2 separate regions of the Mus musculus genome follow, and region 1 is linked to region 2. Evidence: chromatin loops called from intact Hi-C (ENCODE). Cell type or tissue: left cerebral cortex. All regions are shown on one strand. Links, peaks and the distances in the headings refer to the core of each region. The heading gives the core; the rest is flanking DNA. Region 1 overlaps Atf7 (activating transcription factor 7). Region 2 holds the start of Map3k12 (mitogen-activated protein kinase kinase kinase 12).

Region 1 (5,374 bases), core at 75-5,074, 70 kb after region 2:
CCATTTTATTTCGTAAATGTGCATAACTGTGCTGAGTCCTGTAACAGGTACAGAAGCAAAGGGACCAGTAAGAGTGAAATGCTATGAAAAAACAGGACAGAATTTCCCCCAACAAAATACAAACCCTTTCCATAAAAATTTATGAAATGAGAACAAAAATAAAGATGTTTGTTTTATAAATAATATTAGGAAAACAATAAATGTCTTAAGTTTAAGGCCTGAAACTGAGTTACATTTCTAATACCGGTCATTGTAACTCATTTAAAAAGGTTTGTTATTTGCTAAAATCTCAACTAAGCTCAAACCCAGGATTTAACCAAAGTACTTCTGAAGGAGCTTTTCTCAAAATATCAGAAGTTCAATTTATAAATACATAGTATGCTATTGAAGTTACCCGCTGAAAAGCTTAATTCAGCCTGATTACAATCCTGTGAGCAGAATGTTGACATTTTCTTTCTTAAGAAAAATCTTCCAGAAAGCACCTCACATTTGGTCATAATGCAGTTTATTGACATTTCTTTTCCTCTTCACATAGCTGGGAGGAAGAGAAGCTTCAGAGCCGCTGTGTGTGCTGTGCACTGTACATAATGGCCTTTACTTGCCATTGTGCACAGCCTGTTAAATATTTACAACACAGACAGCAACATCGAGTCCTAAACACCCAGTTGTGAGTTTGAATTTTTTTAGAAATAAATCTATGACAAATTTTCACCAGCAAAATGCCAGAAGACTTTACTAACAGCTTCAAGAGACCCAGAGGGTCCAGAGGAGCAGTTACAGGCCATCTGGTGATTACTTATTATTATTTATACCGCACTGTTGATGTACACACAGATGTGTTATGAATCCACATACAGAGAGGCCTTAACAAGGACTTCAGACAGAATGTGACTGCTGAGCAAGTCAATACGCATTAAAGAAACGCATTAACTAGAGAGAGCGAGAACACCAGGCTTTTCTTTTTTAATATGCTGAATTGGCTGAAAGATTATTTGATTAAAGAATGATGAGTTCTACACAGTGATAGCATCCAACCAGTTAAAACTCTAGCAATATGTGGTTTAGCAATGGTGGCAAAGTGAGTTAAGTGAAAGAAGAGACTGTGAGATCCAGGCGCTTTATAAAGTCATCAGTTTGATTAAAAAGTATTAAAGAAATAAGTAAATAGTAAGATAGATGGGTGTGAGGAGGAGTTTAGGCTTAGGAAGAATTATTGAAATACAAAGATACAGGATCTTATTTTATTTGTAACACGAATGCTCTGACAAAAATTCCAACACTCCCATTTCTTTTTAAATACTCAGTTGTATGCAGGAAAAACAAGAGTTAATGAATGAAAAATTTTCAGTTTAATTTCCTAATTATAGCTCCAACTATATTCATACAGCATCATTTAATTTTTGTTTGTTTGGTGGGGATGGAGGGAACAGGCTAAAGCAAGGACGCTTTAATGTATTATATGCTTTTAATAATAGCACAATATATAACACAAAGAGCTAAAATAACCCAGTAACATGTGTTTAGGAAGAGCATCAAGAGATCAGATTTGACTTTAAGAAACCAGTTAATTCTTAGTCCTTAACGCCTCTGAGCATTTTTAAACCTAATCCCAATTCTGTGTTAATACATACTTGTAGACCAGTTCCATCACAGGTTACATACAACTACAGAATTCTCAAAAGTGGACTGGAAATTATTGCAAAATCAACATTTTACAAAAATAAGGCTAACATTTGGCCTAACTGTGTATCATGTAGTATATTTTCAGCTGCCTGACAGCATGCAGTCACCCCTACCAGATGGGAACTAAATGAATTATTGAGTAAAATATGAATTATTAAATGAAATTTTGAGTTAAAAAAATCTTAGCAGGGGGTAAGAATGAAAAGCTTATTTGTTTGTCTAAAATTGCCTTCACCTGTCCTAGCATACAAACATAGCATGCATACACCACCACAAGAGCATTTGCCTACCTAACTCATTTCTCTCCTGGTCATTTTTCAATTCATGATGCTCCCCTAACATAAAGAATGAGTAATCAACATCAAGTTATTCTTCTTTGCTTTTCTTTTGTGCTCATGACAGATATTAGGGAAACTTGCCAAAGGGGCAGAATGAAAGATCCAGAGTCCCATAGAACCAGTATGGCCCTTTTAATGGGAAAGCTGGGATAACAGAAATAATCTATAGATTTGTGTTATATAGACAATAAAACATCCCTTTGTAGCATTTAACCAATCACAGGAGTTATCTGTTGCCTCAAGTATTACAGAGCAATAGAGATTTAAGGGCTAATGCTCATGGAGGCAAAGGATACAAAGCAATAAACAGCTCTGGAGGTTGGTTAGACGCCAAGTGAAGCCAGAACTACAGCACCATAAACATTATTCCTACTATGACAAGATGTGAAGGTACAAGAAGCTGCTCTCAATCCCACTACAACTAGGATGCCGCTGTTGCTCTTTTTTTTTTAAAGATGAGGTCTCATTTAACCCAGGCTGACCTCAAACTTTTCATACAACTGAAGGTCCTAGAGGTCTGTGTACTCTAAGAGAAAAAAAGATCTTGAGAATAAATACCTGGGGTCACACTGGACAAAGAAATAATCATTTCTCTAAATGACAGGACTGTTAAGCATAGTTACAACAAAAACTTCTCAGTGGTTAACAATGAAATACTGTCTTCAGAGGAAATGTCCTGTTCTTCAGAAACAACTTACATAATAAACAGATATAACCAGCTTCTACTTTAAGACTTGATGATGATAGCCATATTTTCTATTTAAAGCTGCATAATTTGCTCTGCAAGCCAGCATATGTTCCTGATAGGATAACATAGCAGTGTGGAGTCTGTTGATTTCTTGGTAATAAAAATTGAAATCAAAAGATGGCCTAGTCGGCCATCACTGGAAAGAGAGGCCCATTGGACACGCAAACTTTATATGCCCCAGTACAGGGGAACGCCAGGGCCAAAAAGGGGGAGTGGGTGGGTAGGGGAGTGGGGGTGGGTGGGTATGGGGGACTTTTGGTATAGCATTGGAAATGTAAATGAGCTAAATACCTAATAAAAAATGGAAAAGGAAAAAAAAAAGTTGAGGAGATTGGTCTATTGGTAAAGTGCTTGCCATGCAAGAATGAGGATCTGAGTTTGATCTCTAGCACCCACATGAAAATCTAGGTGTGGTGGCTCTCATTTGTAATTCCAAAGTTGAGGAGTCAGAGAAATGTAGATTACTAGGGTTTTCTGGAGAGCTAGCCAGTCTAGCTTAATCAGTAAGCTCCAGGTCCCAGTGAGAAATCCTCTGTCAGTTTGTTGAACACATAAACTCAAAGTGACTGCAACTGCATGTTCAAGATCTGCACAAGATTAAGCCACCCAAATTTCTAAAATGGATGGGAGAGGTGGATCATGAAGTTCCACTCCTACCCGAGGAACAACTGGCAACTGATGGCTGCCAGGGTTGGGAGAATCTGTTTTTAAAGGCTACCCATACTTTAGTAGATGGACCTATAACCATGAATCTAGAGAACAGTACGCAGACTCAGTTCTTTCGGAGAGGGGTGGGGAAGCATTTGAAGTTAGGAGGGAAGGGCCTAAGGTATGAAATGGAGAGAAGGGAAATGAAAGGATAAATCTGATCAAAATACATTATATGTAATTATCAATAAAAAAATACAAAGATGGATGATGGATCCTGGGGAATGACATTCAAGGCTCATCTCTTGTCTCCATTTGCACATATACACAAATGCACACACACAGACAATCTAACTGCACATGAAGCAACATCTCAAATTTAGGATTTCTGATAATAACAAGTATATATACTTGCTTCCATTCAATTGGCATGGGAGGCTGAGGCAAGAGGATTACTTGAACCCAGGAGTTTTAGATTAACAATACAATTAAGACCCATCTTTAAGTTTTTTTTTCCTACAAGACTCTCTAGATTCAGCACCAATTATTCTTTACTATTTTAACAAAACACAAAGGCAAAGCCATTTTGCCATGTTATAATTACTTTTTTTTTTTTTTTTGAGACAGGGTTTCTTAATGTAGCACTGACTGCCCTGAAACTTGCTCTGAATACAAGTCTGGCCTTGAACTCAAAGATCCTCTGCCTCTTTTTTTTATTTTTTATTTTTAAAGATTTATTTATTGTTCTATGTAAGTAGACTGTAGCTGTCTTCAGACACATGGGAAGAGGGTGTCAGATCTCATTACAGATGGTTGTAAGCCACTATGTGGTTGCTAGGATTTGAACTCAGGACCTTTGGAAGAACAGTCAGTGTTCTTAACCTCTTGAGCCATCTTGCCAGCCCCTACCTCTGCCTTTTAAGTGCTGGAATTAAAGACATGCCCCACCACCAATGTTTTAACAGAAAGATTGGGTTTGTTTTTGTTTTTTCAGTGTTGGGGATTGAACCAGGGTCTCTCTCTCTCTTTTTTTCTCAACCCTTTTAAGACTTAGGTTTTTGTTGTTGTTGTTGTTGTTTTTTAGGTATTTTTCTTCATTTACATTTCAAATGCTATCCCAAAAGTCCCCCATACCCTCCCCCCACCCACTCCCACTTCTTGGCCCTGGCGTTCCCCTATACTGAGGCATATAAAGTTTGCAAGACCAAGGGGCCTCTCTTTCCAATGATGGCCAACTAGGCCATCTTCTGATACATATGCAGCTAGAGACACGAGCTCGGGGTGGGGGGTGGGGGGTAACTGGTTAGTTCATATTGTTGTTCCACCTATAGGGTTGCAGACCCCTTTAGCTCCTTGGGTACTTTCTCTAGTTCCTCCATTGGGGGCCCTGTGATCCATCCAATAGCTGACTGTGAGCATCCACTTCTGTGTTTGCTAGGCCCCGGCATAGTCTCACAAGAGACAGCTATATCAGGGTCCTTTCAGCAAAATCTTGCTAGTGTATGCAATGGTGTCAGCGTTCGGTTTAAGACTTAGTTTTAATTTGCATGTGTGCATATGAATGTGTCAGATCCTCCAAAGCTGGAGTTACAGGTGCTTGTGAGTCACCATTTGGGTGCTGGGAATCAAATTCAGGTCCTCTGCAAGAGCAATACATCTTCTTAAATGCTGAACCATCTCTCCAGCCTAAACCGGGGACTCAAGAATGCTAGGCAAAGGCCGGGCGTGGTGGCACACGCCTTTAATCCCAGCACTCGGGAGGCAGAGACAGGCGATTTCTGAGTTCCAGGCTAGCCTGGACTACAATGTGAGTTCCAGACAGCTAGGGCTATACAGAGAAACCCTGTCTCAAAAAACAAACAAACAAACAAACAAACAAACAAAAAGAATGCTAGGCAAGCCCTCTGACACAGAGCTACAGCTCAGGACTTTTATGTTGAAACAGGGTCTCAGAAAG
Region 2 (5,374 bases), core at 130-5,129:
TGCTCTGTGCTTCCTTTGTTTACCTCCTCAAGACAAGAGGTAATAATGAGGAAGAAAGGGAGGTAGAGAAAAAAAGAAAAAAGGAAAATAAAGAAAAATGCGACCTGCCAGGTCTGTCAGCACAGGCCTCAAAGGCTCAGCTATTTAAGAGGCTGAGACAGGAGAATTTAAAGTTCAAGCCCTGAGAGGTAACTTAGTGGCACTGTCTCAAAAAATTTGAAAACAAATAAACAAACAAACAAACAAACAAACAACCCAATGGTGTACTTTGGTGGTAGAAAGCTTGCCCAGAATGTAGGCCCTGGGGTCAATTCCTAATACCATGAATAAATAGATAAAACTGAAGAACAGGGCTCTTCTCTGGAGCTCCCTATGCCCCAGAACAGCATGGCCCCTATCCTGGTTCACACATGACCGGGCTTTCTGAGGGCAAATGGACAAACTCTCCTAAAGCCACCATGTCCTCTGCTGGCATCCTTTCAATGGATTCTAGAAAAGCTGCCACCTCCCATTCTCTTACTCCCTAGGCATGGGCAGCAAAGGCAGAGGTGGGTGCTGGAATTTCGTGTTCTCTATCATTTTATTATTAACCCCCATTCCCAGAGACTCAGAGCAGTAACTGCTTTTAACAGGGTTTTGCTCTTGTGAAGAAGTCTAGGAAACCCCAGCCACACCTTCCATCTTCCACCTCCATCCACCAAAGATCTAGGACTTGGCAAGTATTGGACCTTGGGGTCTTCCTGGAAGTCAACAGTTGGTTAGACCCAACTTGGGGCCCAGATAACTTTCCATGAGAGATGGCAGCACTCTTGAACTTGTAAACACTAATGTTTGGACAGCAAGGCCCAGAGGGAACTTGGGCTGTTTCCTTTCCAAATTCTTGCTACTGGTGTAAGCTTGGGATGACCCTCTGCCTGAAAACCACGAGGCGGCTGGGAGAATCAGAAGAGAGTTTAGAGTGAGGCTCCAGGTGCCTGGGGTGTGTGAGACCTCATGTGCATGCTCTTTTGGTTGAAGGCCAAAGAGGCAGAAGACAGAGAGCCGCAAGGCTCCTCCCTGCAGCCCTACTACTGTTTATGGAACCCACCCCTCTTCTCTTTCTACCCTCAGCCAAAGCCTTGCCTACCAAGATTGTAAGCCAAGGAGTTTGGTGAGTGTGTGAGAAAAAGGGAGGTTTGTGAAGCGCCTGACTAGGGAAATGGGTTAAGGAAACCAGAGACGAGCAGGCAGAAGAGAGAGAAAACTACATCCAAATGGAGGACGGGGTGCAACAGCTGGACGGTAGGGAATGCCACAGCTGGAGATTAGAGGGATTACAGATGGACGGGGGAGAGGGCCCTGCCAGGGCATGCAGGTGTAGGTGCAGCCTAATTTTCAGGTAGAGCCTATTAGGTGCAGGAGTGGGGGAGGGGGGCGGTGGGTATATTAGGCCTTGCCCTTCCATCCCTTCCCTGGAGGGGGCCACAATTCTCCCTCCTTTCTAGGTCCTGAGGTTGAGGAGGAGAGGACGTGCTCTTGCCCGCTGTCCTTTAGGTCTTCCCCTAGCCACCCTCATCCTCGCATAATCCACCACAGCTTTGGAGGCTCTTGGTCTCCAAGCTGGGCCGCCGCATCCCTCAGCTTCGCCCGGTTCCTTCCTATCTCCAGGCGTCGGGTCCAGGGCTCTAGTTCCTTCATACCACAGCTTCAGCATCCTCGAGTCACCTCCTCCCCCACCACGCCACAATTGTATCCCGACCCTCCCTCCACGCCAGGATCCCAAGACCCGAACCCATCCCTGCCCCCCACCCCCACAAGTCGCCCAGGCTCTCACCTCGGGGGCTCCGCGGCCGCAGCACAAAAGGCGGCGCTGCTGCAGCTCCGCTCCGGATGCTGCTCCCGCCTCCTCCTCCTCCTCCTCCTTCCCTCCTCCCCCCGTTGCCCTCCACCGGACCTGGAGAGCTGTCACCGGCGATGCTCGTGTGGAACTCAGGTGTACGGGTGTCAGCCCCAGCTTTTAGCCCCCACCCCCTACTCGAAGCCCCGTCCCCACTCGACTTGAACTCCCGCTCCTTCCAAAGCCCCCGCCCCTGGCCCCCCGGGACGGACACGCCCTGAGCGGGGGATGCTGCGCTGGAGTCGCCGGCCTCTTAAAGGAGCCTGTGGCTGCCATCCGGCGCGATCCAGGCTCCTTCCTGGAGGTGTTCTACGGCAGTTCCACTTTGGTCCTCATGCGGAATCTGTAGGATCCCCTTGTGACCTGTCTTACAGATTCTTTCCTACACCCCGAGAGCGCAGTCCATCAGTATACACAACGCTCTGGCACTGGTCCCTTGTCATACCGACATCTCCAGCTGGCCTTCCCTCGTCGCTGCTCCATTTTCACCCAATTGGAATCCACCCAGCCGTAGGTCCCTTCCCACTTCTGTGCTCCTGGATGACCGATCGCTCGTTTTCATTACTGATTCCTCTTACCTCTAACCCTATTCCTTTCTAGCAAGACATCTTATCCTAGACCCATTTTAAAAAACACTCTTTGAATCACGTTTTTCGTGGTATCACTTTCTCCTTCTGTCCAAGGTCACAAGATTTCCCATATTTCTTTCACTCTGGTGGTATCAAGGCTTTGGAGAGCCAAAGGTAATCGTTAAGCTCTGCGCGTATATTAGTTCGTTAATTATTCCTGTGCTCTTTCAGGTGAGACTAAACACAGAAGGTCCATCTAATGATTCTCGGGACAGTTAAAAGAGGTTCACTAGGGCTGATCTAAAGAGGCACGAACCCTGTCAGGCTGCGTGGAGTTAGTGAAGAGAGGCGAAGGACAAGCCACAGAAAAGCAACGGGTTTTTTGACACGGAGTGCTGAGAAGCTTACGCTACAGCCTGGGAGACCGGGTCTGAGGAGAACTCCGGACTTATAAAACCCCAGAGCTCTGGGGTGGGGGTGGCCAGGTAAGGCACACCCTCTGGGGCAGCAAAAGGACTTCGGCCAATCACAGCCTTTCCTCAAGGAGAAGGCTACACCTTTCCTCGTCTCCGCCCTCTGGGCCAAGTGACCAATCTGCAAGCGCCTACAGGAAGTCGCTCTCAGTATAGCCAATAAAGCAGCGAAGCCCGCAGCGGCGCCCGAATGACGCGCTGGCGCCTGGGTTCTGTAGTTCTCTCAGGGAGACAGACCTTACCGCCCCGCCCCTGGCCGCCTACACGCAGCTAATACGCATGCTCACAGTGTCGGCTTGGGAGGAGGCGGTGCGCAAGGAGGAAGGCGGGAATGACATTAGGAAAAAAAAAAAACCAAAAAAACAAAAAACCCAACCCACTCGTAGTAGCTTGGGAAGCTTCCGCCGAGGGTCTGCTCCTCCCAGAAGGCGGTGCAGATGCCCGGGCGAGTCTCGCTGAGGGTTGTGGGGCGGGTAGCTCGGATCCATAAGAAGACACAAGGAGCCGAGTGGGCGGGGGACTCCAGATCCCAGCATGCCCCGCGGCGGGCCCTACCGGCCGCGACTCCGGGCTTGGCCCCGGCCCTAGCTCCTCGGCGGTGTACTGGGGTGCGTGGAGGCTGTAGTCACGGTGGCGCCCGCGGGGACGGAGGAGGGAATGAGTGAAGAGGATCAGGGCTCCGGCACTACTACAGGCTGCGGGCTGCCCAGGTGAGCTGCCTCGCTTGGATTCCTGAAGGACGAAAAGTGTGAGGTGGTGAGGAGGGGCGGCGGCGCGGCCCCAGCATGCACCTGGCCTGAGGGTTGTTCCCAGCAAGCACTGGGGTAGTGGGCAGAGGTTCCCGGCATGCACTGGGGCTGTGGCCAACGCCTCCAGCTCTAGTTTGGGGTTGGCTTGATTCCCAGACTGCACTAGAGCCCTGGGCTTTATGCCCCGACGTTCAGTGTATTTGGTGGGTACTGGGTTCCCGAATTGTATTGTGTCGGGGGAAATGCACGTTCAACCAGCACCACGGCACAGGATCCCTCGCCTTAACTGAGAACAGTACATTCTCCACTTGCCTTGGGACCTTGCTTTCCCTCATGCACCTTAACTTTTAACCCAGCCAATGGATGCTATACTGCCTGGGAATTCATGGACCCTATAATGTGGCTAGGTCTAATGTGACAGTGATTTGCCAGGTGGGTGCCGAAAGGGGAAGTGTGATGTTGGTCTGTGCCCCTTCCCAGCATAGAGCAAATGCTGGCCGCCAACCCGGGCAAGACCCCGATCAGCCTTCTTCAGGAGTATGGGACCAGAATAGGAAAGACGCCCGTGTACGACCTTCTCAAAGCCGAGGGCCAAGCCCATCAACCTAATTTCACCTTTCGGGTCACCGTTGGCGACACCAGCTGCACTGGTGAGGAAGGCCTGGGCAGCCTGGCTGGGGTGTGCATTCACAGGGCCCGTGGCTTAATATCATGCGATCACCTCACAGTCCTCTCCTTTAAAGCCAGGGAGGGATGGAGATATTTCAGGGGGAAAGAAGGATTGGAACAGGGCTGTGAGACGGTGGACGGGACCCGAGAGACTCACTGGCGAGAACAGGAAATGTCACAGAGATCTGCTACTTTATCACCCCAGAGGAAGAGTAAATGAGACATTGAACTCCTCGTGGGTATTAGGGGGAGCACATACTCTGCTAGCCTTCATGCCTCACATTGAACACGAAGAACTTAGTATGAGAAATTAAATGGTAGGCTCCAGTTCACATGTAATAAGTGGCAGAGCAGAGCTTTGACTTCAGACCCTCAGTTGTCTCTATTTCCTATTTACCGAGGGAAGAGAAAAGGGGAAAGAAAGACAGAGCAAAACATCCCTCCGCAACCCACCAGTGTTGGAGCTCAAAAATCCTGCCTGGCACAGTTTCATTACGGGAGCTGACTGAAAGAGGAGGTGTTCAAGGCCCATTTCTGTTGCTGTAGTAAGGCTCCGAAACTAAAAGCAGTTTAGAGGAGGAAAAGGGTTGATAGGTTTACAGTTCAGGTTACATTCATGACTAAGGGAAGCTAAGGAAGAAACTCACATTATCAGTCAAGACCAAAGAAAATAATCTGATTCTTGCTACTTCTGACTAAGGAACTCACTTCACAGCCACAGAAGCACAGCAGGAACAATGGCAGATACTCCATGCTGGCTGGCTGGCTTATTTATACTCTACTAGATTTCTTACACAGTTCAGGACCACCTGCCTAGGGGTGGTACCACAATAGTGGGCTGTGCATATCAGCATCAATTAACTATCAGTCCATCCCCCCCACCCACCCCCAGACATGCCCTCAGGCCAGGCTGATGTAGGCAATTCCTCAGTTAAGGCTCTCCTTTCAGATCCTTTTAGATCCTAGGTTGTGCCAAGTTGACTGTTAATGCTAACTAGGAAAAAGGCTAGTCCAACAATTAGTAGAACCCTTCCAGTT

The links. Peaks named below come from ENCODE experiments on the same cell type or tissue, not always from the same donor. Only the 100,000 strongest peaks of a DNase experiment are listed, where the experiment ranks them.
Region 1: a loop joins it to region 2, with 7 times the contacts of the local background. A loop is called at or near these places in 1 of 42 quality-filtered maps.

The regions. Positions count from the first base shown.
Region 1 is chr15:102,584,894-102,590,267 of GRCm38, forward strand. All of the region lies in intron 2 of Atf7 (activating transcription factor 7), which reads right to left. Among named protein-coding and RNA genes, the nearest start is that of Atf7, 38 kb to the right of the region's middle. In left cerebral cortex, for the core only: no CTCF peak of the experiment used is centred there; DNase peaks (open chromatin) are centred at 2,449 and 2,693; H3K27ac peaks cover 2,746 bases.
Region 2 is chr15:102,514,975-102,520,348 of GRCm38, forward strand. It overlaps Map3k12 (mitogen-activated protein kinase kinase kinase 12), which reads right to left and starts at 2,030. Exons shown (of 16, transcript NM_001163643.1): 1 at 1,814-2,030. Tarbp2 (TARBP2, RISC loading complex RNA binding subunit) reads left to right here and starts at 3,218. Exons shown (of 9, transcript NM_009319.3): 1 at 3,218-3,628; 2 at 4,148-4,317. The coding sequence starts at 3,576. In left cerebral cortex, for the core only: a CTCF peak has its summit at 1,478; DNase peaks (open chromatin) are centred at 1,662, 2,155, 3,116, 3,358 and 1 more place; H3K4me3 peaks cover 4,166 bases; H3K27ac peaks cover 3,649 bases.